Linked DNA regions of Homo sapiens: region 1 is linked to region 2. A link is a contact called in ENCODE Hi-C or POLR2A ChIA-PET data. All regions are on one chromosome and are shown on one strand. The core of a region is the stretch at or near the end of the contact, and the rest is flanking DNA. Distances in the headings are between cores, read along the strand shown. Region 1 has its middle 25 kb from the start of LINC01960. Region 2 overlaps SP3 (Sp3 transcription factor).

Region 1 (7,511 bases), core at 1,001-3,500, 150 kb before region 2:
CTTCCCTCCCTGTGATTCAGCCTCTCCTATTTCCCACTGCCTCTCAGGCCTGTTTCACCCGTTCTGCCTGACTCCTGAAAGCATTTGCGTTTGCAAGCCCAGTCTAGGTGCACTTCCTGACCACTTTGTCTCTGCCACCTCCCTGGTGCTCTGCTTGCAGGCTGGGCCTGGGGCTCTCCTGAGCCACAAACCCTGGCTTCCTCCCTCTCCCCTCTTCCTTCCCCGCCCCCTACTTCTCTTCCAGACTCCTGTTTCCCTACCGCATTCCTCCTCCCCTTCCCTTTTCTCCTTTTCTTCCTGTCTCCCTTCCCCTTTTCTTCTCTCCTCAAAAACCCTTTCCAGGCTGGAGTAAGTCTCTCTCCCTTCATCCAGCCTTTGCTTGAGAGTCAGCTGAATTCTCCCAAGGACTTTGGCTTTGTTTCCGTCCGATCAGCAGCCTCCAGAAGGTAATGAGCACTGTGCCCCGCCTGCTTCAATGGGGGAGGAACGGTATGGAATTGGGAGGGACGAGAAAAAGTTCCTATCTAAAACCCCCTTTCCCTCCACCACACTGATTTGACTTTGGAACAGTTTTGTGGAGCACAGTTCAGGGAAACTCTGCAAGTGCTTCCCATGGTCTCTTGCAAAACCAGCGGGTGCCAAGGAGGTGCCAGAGTGACCTCTGGGCTCACAATCTGTGACAGACAGTAAGACAGTCTGGAAATACTTTCATCTCAGCCCTTCAAGGGATTAGGTACTAAAGGGGAGGGAGGGTAGAGCCTGGGAATCCCAGCTGACCTGGAGTCACTGAGTCCCGGGGGGCCGAGGGCCGATGGGAGAGGAGTTGCTGTTCTTGGCGGCTGTTTGAAAACTTTCATACAAGATCGCATCATTCTTCATCCCGTTCACTTGTGTTTCCACAGGTACTGCTTTCTGAGGGTCTGGGTGGCTCCTTGGAAAAGGGGTCTGGGTGGCTCCTTGGAAAAGGAGTCTGGTCCCCACTGTGATAGTATTAAATACAAGTCTCTGAAAACGTCTTAAAATCCCTCCCAAAATTAATGCATTGATTTAGAAGTGAGACCAAAATGTGAAGACTTCACCAGTCTAAAATAAATTCAAAACAAGTTAAATGAGCATGACCGAATAGCCAGCCATTTCTAAATTGTTCATTTCACATAGTGTAGCCTTTACAGTGGTGGCAACTATGATAACAGATCCTATGACTTAGATAAGATCAACAAATTACCAAGTGCTAATTGTTTCTGCTGGGTGTAGGTGAGGAGATAAATAGCTTGTAAATTAAACAGCAGTGCCTAAGGGTGCCATTCCTGTACTCACACGGGCTGCTCCGTGCTCTCCAGCAAATAATTTCCTCTTATCTCATAATTAAACATTTTTACCTTTAAAAACCACAATCATTAGTGAATATGTTATCCTCCTAGTGCCAAATTTAAAAGAGGAGAAAGGAGATAAGAAGCAGTAATCTAATAAACTGAATGACAATGTCATTTCATCCTTTTGCAAATCATCGAAATATAGGCTTTCTGTCTTGGGTGGTTATTGGGCCATCTATGCAGCTTTTCCATAAGCAGCTCCTGCGCCAGTGCTGAAGTGTGGCAGTCGTCAAATCCAGAGCCTGTGTGGCCTGGAGCCTGTCAGTAAGTGCTCATGTGCCGCAGCTGTTCTCTGTTGTTTAGGATCTTGCCTCAGATTCGCTTATAAATGGCATTTATAACATCAAACTTATTCAGTGCCCGTTAAGATGTTTTAGCTTTATCATGAATGTCAACCGCTCCTTTTCCAGCTTCCCATCTCAAGGGAAGACCATGAGAGCTGAATATCACTACCACATTATTTTACTCCAAGTGCAGACATACAGTGCAGTGCAGTGCAAAGAGCTGTTTTCTTTCCTTCCCTTTGTTTTCAAAGTTCAGTCTCTGAACGTCTGGTTAGAAGAGTGTTATCTGGATAATGTTTTTCACTCTGCGCTAGTTATGGTATGTCCTTGTGTTAGAAATTCTAAAGACAAAAATGTGTCCATTCCTTCTTTGTTCATCCATCCATCCTTTCATCCATGCATTTATTTCATCGTTTATTCTTCTCATGTTTATGAAGTTCTTTTGGTTCAAACCCTGTGCAGGGCGCTAGATGAAAGGCAAATGTGCGTGGGGCACATTTCTTTCTGCTGAGCTCAGAGGGAGAGGCCAAAATTGTAAATACTGATTACAGTAGAAAGCACTGTGGAGAGGCCCCACCCAGCTTGGGCCAGGCAGGAAGATTCCAATGAGGCAATGATAAAACCAAGAGGAGCAGCAGAGAACAGCGGCTTGCAGCCCCCTGGCTGAGCTAGCTTCAGAGGCAGATAAATAAGTGCCTGCCAAGTCTCGGGTATCAAGTACAGGCTTGGCCAGGGGTAGCCTGCAAAGATGAAGCCTTTGACCTGGGCTATCTCATTTTATTCTCCTGGTAACCTGTGATATAGGCTCTTCCCTAGCTACTCTGCAGTGGGGAATAAGAGAAACAGGGGAAGAAGTCCTGGCTGCCCCTGCCTATTGTGACTTTGAGAAGGAATTACCCTCCCAGGGCTTCAATTCCCTGATATGTTACATGGGGATCATAACAGTTTCTACCTCTCAGGTTTGTTGTGAAGATTACATGAATTTACACATGTGAAGCATTTAGAATAATGCATGAATTCAATAAATAGTAACTATCATTACTCATCTTACTAATTAGGCTTAGTGAGCATAATTAAGTGACCCGAATTATCCAGCTGAAAAGAGGCAGAGCTAGGGGTCAAACCCCTTCCTAACCTACAGTATTGTGTGCAGCATACCACGGGACCACACAGGATGACCACTTAATTAAGACTGATGCAACCAGGGAGGGCTTCCTGCAGGAGGTAGCATCTGAGCTGAGTTTGGAAGAAGGGCCTAGAGTTTGCCAGGGAAAGAAGTGGGAAAAGCATTTTAAGGAGACTAGCAGAACGTGTAAAGGCCTGGAGGCATGAGCAGGCCTGGTATATAGCAGGACCGTGGTATGGCCAGGGGGTGGAGGAGTTTAGATTGGACCCTGAAGGCAAAGCAGATTCTTTGTTTTGTTTTTGGTGCTAGTAATTAGTGTGTTTATTTGAAGAGTGGGAAAAAGTAAAAGAGAAACTTAAAAATACAGGTAATTTGTATTTACAATTTATTTACTGTTTTTCTTTAAATGACTTGTTCTTTTTATTTAAATTTATTTACTGATTTTCATTTTTATTTTTTAATAAATAGAGATGGGGTCTTGCTTTGTTGCCCAGGCTGATCTCCAACTCCTAGACTCAAGTGATCCTCCTGCTTCAGCCTCCCAAAGTGTTGAAATTACAGGTGCGAGCCACCACTCCTGGCGTAAATTTACTTTTGAACTATATCACAACCATAAAATGGAAAACTATAGTGCCAGATATGTTTTGGAATTCAGATTTTTTTCTGATTTAGAAAGGAGATATAGAGCATACGCCCTGCAGTAGTTAACACCCCCAGAAGCCAAAGAATCAATAAATATTTCTCAGAGAAATGTATGACTATTTACACCAAGTAGGACAGAAGCTATATATAGCTTGCCTCAAGGAGCTTTGGCCCCAACATTACAAAAAAAGCTTTCATTTTTCAGAGATTTGTAGATTTTAGAATGTGGATGAGTAGTCTCACTTGCTGGAACTAGAAGGTAACAGAAAATATATTTGTTGCATACAAAGCTTTGTTCTTAGAGTCCAGCTCAGCCTCCCAGCTGTGGCTACAGAGGTGCATCCTTGTTGAAAGGAGATTCACTGGCATCAGGGAGGTGTTCAAAGCTTCCACTAGCAATGTTAACAATGAGGAAACTGGGTGTTGGGTATTTAGGAACTGTATGTAATGTTCTTGCAATTTTTCTGTAAATCTTCAACTATTCTGAAATTTAAAGTTTATTTAAAAAAAATAAGCTGACTCACACCAAACCAGACTTTCTCCATAACAGAATCACTGATATGGTTAGGCTTTGTGTCCCCACCCAAATCTTATCTTGAATTGTAATCCCAGGTGTTGAGGGAGGGACCTGGTGGGAAGTGATTGGATCATGGGGGCGGTTTCCTCCATGCTGTTCTCGTGATAGTGAGGGACTTCTCATGATATCTGTTGGTTTTATAAATGGCAGTCCCCCTGGGCTTTTTCTGTCTCTCCTGTCACCTTGTGAAGAAGATGCCTGCTTCTCCTTCCTCCATGATTGTAAGTTTCCTGAGGCCTCCCCAGCCATGTGAAACTGTAAGTCAATTAAACCTCTTTTCTTTATCAACTACGCAGTCTTGGGTAGTATCTTTATAGTAGTGTGAAATTGAACTAATACAATCACTTTCTCATTCAGTGACTCCATTCTTAATGCCCCCACCTCATCCCCACAAAATGATTCCATGGGCATCCCCTGACCCCAAGGTAGGCTCCCAGGCTTTGGGAAACCCTGGCTGGGCTGGGCTGGACTAGGCTATGTTGTCTCTGGACATTAAGCCGAAGGATAGGGCTTTTTCTGTGGCAATGAGATTTCATTAAAGGTGTTTAAGTGGGTTGGGGTTGCCGTTGAGAGTACCGTTTGTGGATGGGGGTGAGAAGTTTGGCCAGAGAGGAAAGATACCGGGGAGCAAGAGGGAAAGGCTAGTGATCAGGCTGGCAGGCTGATGGCCAGGAAGGCACAGATGTGGGTGAACGGGAGGGTTCAGAGAGGCAGGAATGCAGACCCCCTGGAGGTGTGTGCAGGAGAGCGTGTTAGGGGCTGGCTGGGGCAGGATGCTGGCTTTGTGAGGGGCCAAGGGCATCTCACAAAAATGTTCTGCAATGTTCTAGGTCATTCCCTGAAAAGTAAAAAATATATTTTAAAAAATTTTTTTGAAAGAAAAGAAAATGTCCTGCAAGGGCCTGGAGGGGCAGGTTGCCCAGAGCAGCGTCAGAGACTCAGGCTTGATGCCATCCTTTCACAGATAGTAAGAGGCTCCTAGAGCTGTTGGACGTCTCCAGGAGACAGAAAAGGAACATTGCCCTTCCCCAGCCCCTCACAGCTTCACCCCCCTGCCCCTCACAGCTTCACCCCCCTGCCCCAGCCACAGGGTAAACAACAACAAGGTTGGGACAAAGGAGGGGTTAGAAGAGAAGACAAACCGGCCCTCATTCTACTCATTCTGGGTGGAACAGGAAGCTCGGCTCCTGGTTGTTAAGCTTGAAGGTTGCTGATTGGAATCTGTGGGGATGGATGGAGATCCTCCCTTACAGGACCCGATGCCCAGGGCTGACTAAACAGGGAGCTGTTCTACCAAAGGCGTAGGAACCACTACAGAAAAAAGTGAAAGATACACAGGGTAGACGTCCTCCAGAAAGCAAGGAAACTTGAGCATCCAGCACGCAGAGGACACCCACTCTGCCCGTGTGCCTATTTTTGCCTCCAAATCCTCACCTGGGCATCAGTACCTCACCTGAGCCGCCAACAGCCAGGATCCTGTGCCAAGCCAGTGCCATTCTGGGATTTAACTCAGCAGCTACAAGCCAGAAAGAAACTGGGGACTCCAGGGCCAGTTCCTGAGCCTGCACGCCAGCCGGAGGGAGAGCGCCCAGCAGACGCCGCGGGTTGCGCCCCGGGCGCGTCCCTCCGCTGCCCTTCGTGGGCGCGAGTGGCAGCCGGCTGCGGGCCTGGCGGGGAGCCGGTCAGCCTGACATCCCCAGCAGATGTCAGTCTGGGAACAGGAAGCAGCGTGTTTGGGGTTTCTAAAAATAAATAAATAAATAACCACAACCACAAGAACAGTCTTTTATTGCAAAGTAAAAAAATGCTTTAATGACTAGAGCGTTTAGCACATTGGGGGTGTTCATTGTTTTCAATTATGTGCCATTCTGAAAGGAGAGCACAAATTCTGAGCCTGAATGGAGAATTGTGGGGCTTCGGATTTGTGCTGTTTTAAACATTTGCTTTACTACTTTAAGAAGAGAACTGTAAAATAGAAATAATGATATATTATTACAAGTAAATTACACTGTGGAGTAGCATTAATATTGCAGTTGAAACCTAGAATTTGAAATAAAGATGGAAATATTCATTTGTACATAGTTTTTGTTCTTAGAAAAATGATTTAGCATAAGTCAAGAAGCTTCCTTCTGCGCGTGCACATCCGGCGGGGGCTGAGGCTCCCTGGCCGGGGCACCCCAGGGCCGCTCTGCCAGGATCCCAGTGGTGAGCCCTGGGGTCCCCGCAGGGACCGGGAACCTGGAGTTCTCAGCACCAGGGCTGGCACAGGCTGGGTTCCTCCATGTGTCCCCCAGCAAGGACTTGAAGCCAGGCCACTGTGACGCCCCCTCCTCTCTCTTACTTCCTGGCAATCTAGAAATGGAGAAAGGAGCAGAGGAGACCGAACAATGGCAGGGATTATAAGGGGACTGATGTGGGAGGAAGCAGCTCTTTCAAGAAGATCAGTCTAGATTAGTATGGGAATTGGACGTTTAGGGTTTCTCTCTCTCTCTGGTCATTTTTTTTCAGATTACAAAAGTAATATACATTTCCGGCAAAAAGAAAATTAATGTATTACAGAAACATGTGATTTAGAAAGTGGTAGTCCCTGCAATCTAGTCTAGGGTGGTGGTAAGGGCATTAGGTGCTTGTGGACAGAGGCTGCATAAGGAGATGGTGACAACAGGTGACAGAAGAGCTTTATTCTGCAATCCTCCCTTCTCTCTTTATTTTTTTCTTTGTGTGCCTCTATCTGAAAAATATCACCCTTCTCAAAGGCAGGCCCTATTTTGTCAGGCCTAATCCCCTAGCCAGGCTTCTTCTTCCTCTTCTGGGAAGAAGGTGGTGAGAAAGGCCACAGAAAAATTTAGGGTCCATAGCTTCCTTCTATTTATCCATTCAAGTGTTGTTGTTTTTTTAAACCAGTATAATACAGCTGAGCTCCACCTACTGCATTTTGTGAACCAAACATCAAAGCTTGTCATGGTCAGTACTAAGCGATCTTTGGAAATGCATTTTTTAGGGGCACCCTGTCATTCTAGACAAGGCCCTACGCTGCTCACGCGGGGCCCAACCCATTTCCTAACCTGGCCCTGCCCACTTCACCAAACACCCCCAGTCCAGCCACCCTCCTGACACCTGAACTACCCACTACTTTTGCCTCTGAGGGCCCTCATTGCAGGTTAGGCTCCTCTTCCATCACCTGTGCAGGCCACCAAGCTCATGATCCTAGACTCTGCCCGACAGCCCAGCCTCTATGAAGTCTTCTGGGGCAACTCCTCACTCCTTAACACCCAATGCTTATCTTTTGTTAGTAAAGAGTAACTTGACTCGGATTTGTACCCCTTGCCCATTGTAAGGAATAACAATAAATAGTTAATGAATGAATAAATTGGTGATTTGGGAGGTGGTACAAGGAAAGGAATATGAGGGAAGTACTATTTATTTAGCACATTTGAACAACCCTGCTGAGTAGGCATGATCTCTCTCACTTCACAATTGAGGAAACTGAGGGTCAGAGAGGATTAATA
Region 2 (7,199 bases), core at 3,854-6,353:
TCTGCCGCTTACCACCTATGTGACCTTTCACTCTTTACCTTTCCACTCTTAGCCTGTTCTCTAACTATAAAATGAGAATGATGCTAGCGTCATCTTCATAGAGTGATTATGGAGATAAATAAGTTAATGCATGTAAACCACTTTCCATAATGCCTGGCACATATTATATTATGTATTAGTAAATGTAAGCACTGGAAGAATCAGTAGTCTTCCTACACTTGAAAATAGTTGTCTTCAACTATTGTTGTATTAATGAGTTAATTCACCTTGTTAAGTCACCTTGATCCACCTAATTGTCAGCCAACATTTATTAACGAAACTGCTAGTATTCGTATTGTGCCTTTTTTATTATGAAACATTTCAAGAATACAGAAAAATGCAGAAAACAATGTAACAAATACCTAAGTATCTATCACCCAACTTTTATAGTCTTATTTTTACCTATATATTTTTTCTTTTAGAAAGGAATGATCACAGTTGTGCCTGAAATCTGTATAGCCCTGTCTCATTTCATTTGTCTCCCTTTACCCACATAAGTAATTGCAGCTCTGAATTTGATGTTTATCAGAATGATACCATGAGTGGTTTTATATCCTTATTATATGTATGCATACCTAGGATTGTTTTTCTGATTTTGAAACTTCATATAAATGGTATCATTCTGTACAAAACCTTCTGGGACTTGTTTTACCACTCATGTTTTTGAGATGTATCCACACTACCATCTTTCTCTAAATCATTCATTTAAATGCTGTAGTTCATTGAATAAGTTTATCACAATGTATCCATTTTCTTCTTGATGAGCATCTCAGTTATTTCCAATTTTTGACTTATAAACAATGCTGCAATGAAATAATTGACATATTTCCTTGTGTACATGTGAGCATTTCTTGAGATATGTATCTAGAACTTGAATCACTGGCCAACAGGATATTCTTAATCTTCAGTTTCACCAGATACTTCCAAATTGATCTCCATAACATGCATACCAAATTATATTCCTACCAGCCATTTATAGGAGTTCACATTTTTTCCATACCCTCCCAATCCTGCCTTGGCAGATATGTTTTTTCCAATGAATAACAATGAAATTTTGTTTTGGGATTTGACAAAATGATTCTAGATTCATCTGGAAGAAAAGCAAGTATAAGTAAGAAATTTAAAAGGGACCTGAAAAACTAAGCAATGGATATATTTAAAAATTGGTACCAGTAGGGATAACCAAATATTTGTTAACTGTAGCAGAAACAATGCATGTTTTTCTCACTGGTTCCACCTTCTATCTCTCAGTCAAGCCCTGCCCAGGTGTGGTAGTCCTCATAGTCTCTCACTGTAGGGGTCTTCTCACATAGTAGACCACTCTCTTGAGTTGAATATTGAAAAGAAGGCTTGGCCGGGGGCAGTGGCTCATGCCTGTGGTCCCAGCACTTTGGGAAGCTGAGTCGAGCGGATTGCTTGAGGTCAGCAGTTCGAGAGCAGCCTGACTAACATGGTGATGAAAAGTACAAAATTAGCTGGGGGTGGTGGCGCATGCCTGCAATCCCAGCTACTCGGGAGGCTGAGGCACGAGAATCGCTTGAACGCAGGAGGCATAGGTTGCAGTGAGCCGAGATTGCACCACTGCACTCCAGCCTGGGCGACAGAGCAAGATTTCGTCTCAAAAAAAAAAAAAAAAAAAAAAAAGGCTTAAGTCCAACTAACTGTTTCCCTGCTGTTCATTTTATCCAACGGCTGGGGATATAGGCTACTGCACATGATGGGTTGATGGATGTGAAATGATAACTCATGACTTTAATTCTAATTTTTCTATATTCTGGTGAGGTTGAGCATATTTTTACAAGTTCATAATCCATTTTCCTCTGATGGGAGTTGCCTGTTTGAATCCTTTGCCCACTTGCTTTTTGGGGTTATTTGCAATTTTTTGCATTGATCTTCAAACATTCTTAATTAATCCCAGGTACATATTATTTTATATATAAGATATATTTTAGAGATATATAGGCTGATAGTATCTTTTCTCAGTCTAAGGCTTATCTTTTAATTTTGTTTATGGTGTTTTGTGTGTGTTGTTTTGCAGAAGTTTTATTGTATCTGAATTGTGGCTTTTGTGTCTTAAGAAATTCTTTACCTACTGTCATAAAAATTTTTGTCTAAAAATTTTATGATTTTGCCTTTCTATTTATCTTGTTAATTCACTTTGAAATTACTTTTGTTTATGGCATAAAGTCCATTATTTTCCATATGGATAATCAGTTGTCTTAGCAGTTTATTGAATGGTCCAACGTTTCCCTGCTGATTATAATGCCCTCTCTGTTATTTATCCTAAATTCTTGACATCCGGTAAGGAAGTCTCCTCTGCCCACCCTTCTCTGTATTTCAAAATGGTTTTGACTGTTCTTGACCCCTTGCTCTTTCTGTGAACTTTAGGATTAAATGATTATGTAGAATTAAACAATCGGGTTAAGGTTTTTTATTAGAATTACATTGAATCTATAGATTAATTTGGGGAAAGAATGTTATCTTTCTATCCATGATAATTCTGTATCTCTCCATTAATTCAAGTCTTTAATGGTTTTTAAAAATAAATTATTGTCTCTTTGAAAATCCTTACACATCCTTTATTGCACTGATTCGTATGTAGTTTATGTTTTTGTTGTTGCTTTGGAGAATAGGCTTCTTAAAATTAAATGTTTAAATTGATCAATGCTGGAGTATATAAATGCTATTGATATTTGTAAAATGATTTTGTCTAATAATCTTACATAATTCTTTTGCTGTTCTAATAGTTTGCCTGTAGATCCTATACGATTTTCTGTGGAGACAGTCATATTGTCCTCAAAGAAGAAAATGTTTGTCTCTTCATTTCCAAGTCTTGTGCCTCTACTTTTAATCAACAGCTTAATGTTAAACAGAAGTGGTGGTGCCAGACATCTCTGTCCTGCTTCTGACTACTATTTACTTTTCTTTCTCACATGTAACTATAACATTATTCAGTTCTTATAACATGGTAAGATAGGTGGAATAGGCATTATCTCCATTTCTAGTTAAAGCTGAGTGGGCCAGAGTATCACTCCAAAACACACAGCTAGTAGATGTCAGAATATGTACTCCAGACTTTCTGACTTCAAATCCTGTGTGATTATCTCAAGTATCACAGCTGTCTTCATATAACCTAAAACAGGATTGATGGCATTTATTTCTTCAACAAACATTTGAGTGCATGTTATATACCCGATATTCAGGATGAAATTATCATTTCATAATTTCTACCCTGAAGGTTATAGTAAGAGAAGCTGATAACATTCTGACTATAATCACCTTCCTGACTTAAAAAAAAATCCATTTGGTTTCACTAGTTTCCTGTACTTTTTTCATTATAAGAACATATTCCCTTTATTTCAATGTTAGGGAAGGGCTACTTTTTTGTTTTTTGTTTTTCCTTAAACATGATCCTCTAAGAGCTACAGTATAACTCTGCTAAATATCCACAGATGTGACATCTGGAGCACTGTGCCCCAAGCCTGGGAGAGCCTGCGTATAGGCCTTGTCTACTTGGCACGTTTAGATTCATGAGGGGACCTAATAAACCTTTTATGACTTTCAAAGAAAGAACATAGGGCCTTACTTGCTCAGGCTCTAGTGTTAAACTTGAGGCTCACTTGATAAGCCAAATTCAGGGCAGCAAAAAACTAAGAAAAGTTGATGATGGGAATGTATCTTTCTAACCAAAGTGTTCCTCAAATCTACTCCAATATTGGAGACAGTGAGTCAACCCTGAAATGGAGACTAGAAACTATAAGGCAGCAACATATGCACAAAACCAACTTTTTTTTTTTTTTTTTTGAGATGGAGTCTCATTCTGTCACCCAGGCTGGAGTGCAGTGGTGCAATCTCGGCTCACTGCAACCTCCACCTCCCGGATTCAAGCAATTCTTTTGCCTCAGCCTCCCCAGTAGCTGGGACTGCAGGCACATGCCACCACGCTCAGGTAATTTTTTGTAGTTTTAGTAGAGACGGGATATCACCGTGTTTCGATCTCCTGACCTCGTGATCCACCCACCTCAGCCTCCCAAAGTGCTGGGATAACAGGCGAGAACCAACGCGCCTGGCCAAAACCAACTTTTTAAAGCAATATTCTGCCCTATAAGTCATTATGTGACTGATGACGCACAGCAAAAGCGACAGTAGGTGTGAACACCATCCGGAACCAAGGTCTTGTGTTACCTAGTCTCCTCTCTGCTGGGCTGGTTTCTTTTTCAATTGGCAAAGGATAAAGGGACAGTTTTTTGAGATATTTCTCATGTCCTAGAATTTAAACTTAGGACACAGAGGGCAAAGGCTCGGAGGAAAGAAGTTAGCCGTTAACAGCTATGGCTGTGGAGAAAGAAGGTGTCCTAGAATGTGCGGGAGCATCATGGGGCCGGACTCAGCCTGCAGCGCCAGTGCTGAGCGACCTCTTTTAACACTCTGTACTTAAAGAACAACCAAAGGTGGTATACAGTCTTAACATTATTTGAAGGTGGCTTTTTGGACTCTGACTCAGTGTGATCGCAGCTTCTTTGTTCTTGAGGACTTTATCCCATCACAACTGTGAGATCTGGTGGGGAGCAAGCTGCAAACTTAAATTCCTCCCTGGTTTTGCTCTACAAGGGCAGAGAAAACTGTCCCTTTGCAAACAGTCATAAAATTAACAGGGTCACGGCATGGGTTCTATCAACTTGCTAGACTGTCAGGCAACCAGCTGCAGAAGGACCTAGGCCTTGCTCGTCATTGACCTCTAAGAATTAGCAGCACCGGGTTGCTAACTCCTTTGCTTTTGGCAGTTACTTCTGTCTTAGTTTCCCTATTGCCCCATGGGCAGGCAGCTAGGTGAGTGAAGTCTGGGTTCGCCTTGTCTCATTGTCACCTACTCCTCACTCACAATCAGGTTCTTGAAAGAGTTGCCCACACACTTTTCACTTCCTTTTCCCCTGCTCTCCTCTCAAATAACTCCCATCTGGTTTCTGTTCCTTCACTTCACTAAAGATGGTCTTGAAAAGGTCAACAGTGACCTCCCTGTCACTAACGCATGTAACATTGAAACATTCACATACTGCCTGACCTCAGTGTTCACATCAGTTGGCTGTTCTCCATTTGTTGAAGTAGATTCTTTCCTAATATCTACCCATGGCCCAGCTGTTTCCTTCTTCCTCTTTCCGCTTCTCTCTCTCCTTTGCTAGCTTTTCTTCTTGTACCTGGCAGTTAAATGTCGAATTTTTCCCAGGCTTGATCCTGAGCTGATTTCTCTTCTCAATCCGCACTCTTTTACTGGATGATCTCATTTGTTCTTGGGATTTCCTTTTACTGCAGACGTGGGCAACTCCCAAGTTTTCCATCTTCACTCCACTCCTCAACTGAGTTGCAGGTAAAATATTGAATTACCTATTTGGCCCCTGTTTTGGAACTTTCACAGGTACCTCAAACTTTATGTGTTCAGAATTCAGTTTCTGAATGTCTACTCCTAAACCTGGACCTTCAGTATTTATCTCAATGAATAACGTCATATGCTTCTCGATGCTCATGCCAGAAAGGGGAAGGTTAACGTTGACACCCTCTCCTTCCCATTCCCCATATTGATCTTGTTGATTGTCCAAGTGTCTCAAAGCCATGCATCTCTCTACATCTCCTCTACCAGCATCCGAGCAACAGCCATCATTTTTTGCTTGGATTACAGCAGTATCCTGGAATCTGGGCTCCTCGTAACCACTCTTCCTGACTCTGACTAGTCCACACTCCAATCAGCAGCCCAGAGTGATCTTTGAAAATGTCAGTCTCCTTAAAACTCTTTATTGGCACTTCACCTAGCATCCCGAGGCTTTGCCATGCCTGGCTGGGCCTCTGCCGGCTTCCCCAGCCTCCGCACACATGAGCCTGTCCCTTACTCGCTGTGCTCTGACCAACTACCCTTTCTCACTCAGATGGCTCAGGTTCCTTCCACTTGTCTCTGCATCCTGTGCACTTGGTTAGGGCTGCATTATGACTTTCATAGGTCCTAGGCACTTTTGCCTTATAGACTCCTTCATAAATATATTTTTAAAATTATGACTATATTGGTACAAAGATGAATATAATCTAGGTTGGATTCATTTTTTATTGAGATAAATGTACATAAACAAATGAGCCATTAGCATTAAAAAATTTTAATTGACAAAAATTTTACATACTTATGATATATAGCATATTTTGAAATGTATACTTATACATTGTGTAATGGCTAAATCACGCCAATGAACATATGCATTACTTCACATGCTTATTTATTATGTGTCAAGAACACTTAAAATCTACTCTCTTAGAAATTTTCAAGTATACAATACATTGTTATTAACCATAGTCACCATGCTGTACACTAACCATCTTAAAGCGTACAATTGAGTGGCATTTCATACACTGACAATATTGTGCAATCACTATCTCTACCTACTTCCAAAACTACCTCAAAGAAAATCCTGTGCCCATTAAGCAGACATGTCCCCATAAGCCCCTCCTCCCAGCCCCTCAGAACCATTAATCTGTCTTCTGTCTCTATGGATTTACTTGTTCTAGATGTTTCATATAAATAGAATCATACAATATGTAGCCTTTTGTGTCTGGAATCTTAGTGTAATGTTTTCAAGGTTCATCCACATTGTAACATGTACTAGTAATTCATTCCTTCTTATGGTTGAATAATATTCCATTGTATGTATTTACCACATTTTGTTTATCCACTCATCAATGATGGACATTTGTGTTTTTTTTCCCACCTTTTTGCTATTATGAATAGTGCTGATATGGTTTGGTTATGTCCCCACCCAAATCTCATCTTGAATTGTAACTCCCATAATTCCCACATGTTGTGGGTAGGACTCTGTGGGAGGTAATTGAATCATGGGGGTGGGTCTTTCCTGTGCTGTTCTCATGGTACTGAATACATCTCACGAGCTCCCCTGTAAAAGCTCTCTCTTTTTTTTTTTGGCCAACCACCACGTAAGATGTCCCTTTGTTTTTCCTTCATCTTCCACTTTCATTGTGAGGCCTCCCCAGCCATGTGGAACTGTGAGTCAATTAAACCTCTGTCCTTTATAAATTACCCAGTCTCGGGTATGTCTTTATCAGCAGCATGAGAACAGACTAATACAGTGCTGCTGTGAACATTTGTGTACAAATGCTTGTTTGAA

The links. Hi-C counts contacts between places; a loop is a spot of excess contacts on that map. ChIA-PET counts read pairs that join two places held with the same protein, here RNA polymerase II (POLR2A). Pooled maps may share reads with other maps.
Region 1: a loop to region 2 is called in a map of Caco-2, with 2.7 times the contacts of the local background. The contact joins two enhancer-like sites. A Hi-C loop is called at or near these places in 49 of 168 maps with a recorded cell type or tissue (B cell, CD4-positive, alpha-beta T cell, CD4-positive, alpha-beta memory T cell and 28 more), 14 of 37 single-sample maps with no recorded cell type and 33 of 50 pooled maps. POLR2A ChIA-PET finds 5 or more read pairs at or near these places in 2 of 52 experiments (activated CD4-positive, alpha-beta T cell and activated T-cell).

Annotation. Positions count from the first base shown.
Region 1 is chr2:174,046,615-174,054,125 of GRCh38, reverse strand. No RefSeq gene overlaps it. Among named protein-coding and RNA genes, the nearest start is that of LINC01960, 25 kb to the right of the region's middle. RefSeq lists an enhancer at 1,437-2,636 and a silencer at 4,394-4,597. Within about 2 kb of position 2,250, at least 4 of the 41 ENCODE cell types and tissues checked have a DNase peak (open chromatin) inside an H3K27ac peak, as active enhancers do.
Region 2 is chr2:173,896,180-173,903,378 of GRCh38, reverse strand. It overlaps SP3 (Sp3 transcription factor), which reads left to right. Exons shown (of 7, transcript NM_003111.5): 7 at 1-2,604. Among named protein-coding and RNA genes, the nearest start is that of SP3, 66 kb to the left of the region's middle. Within about 2 kb of position 5,103, at least 4 of the 41 ENCODE cell types and tissues checked have a DNase peak (open chromatin) inside an H3K27ac peak, as active enhancers do.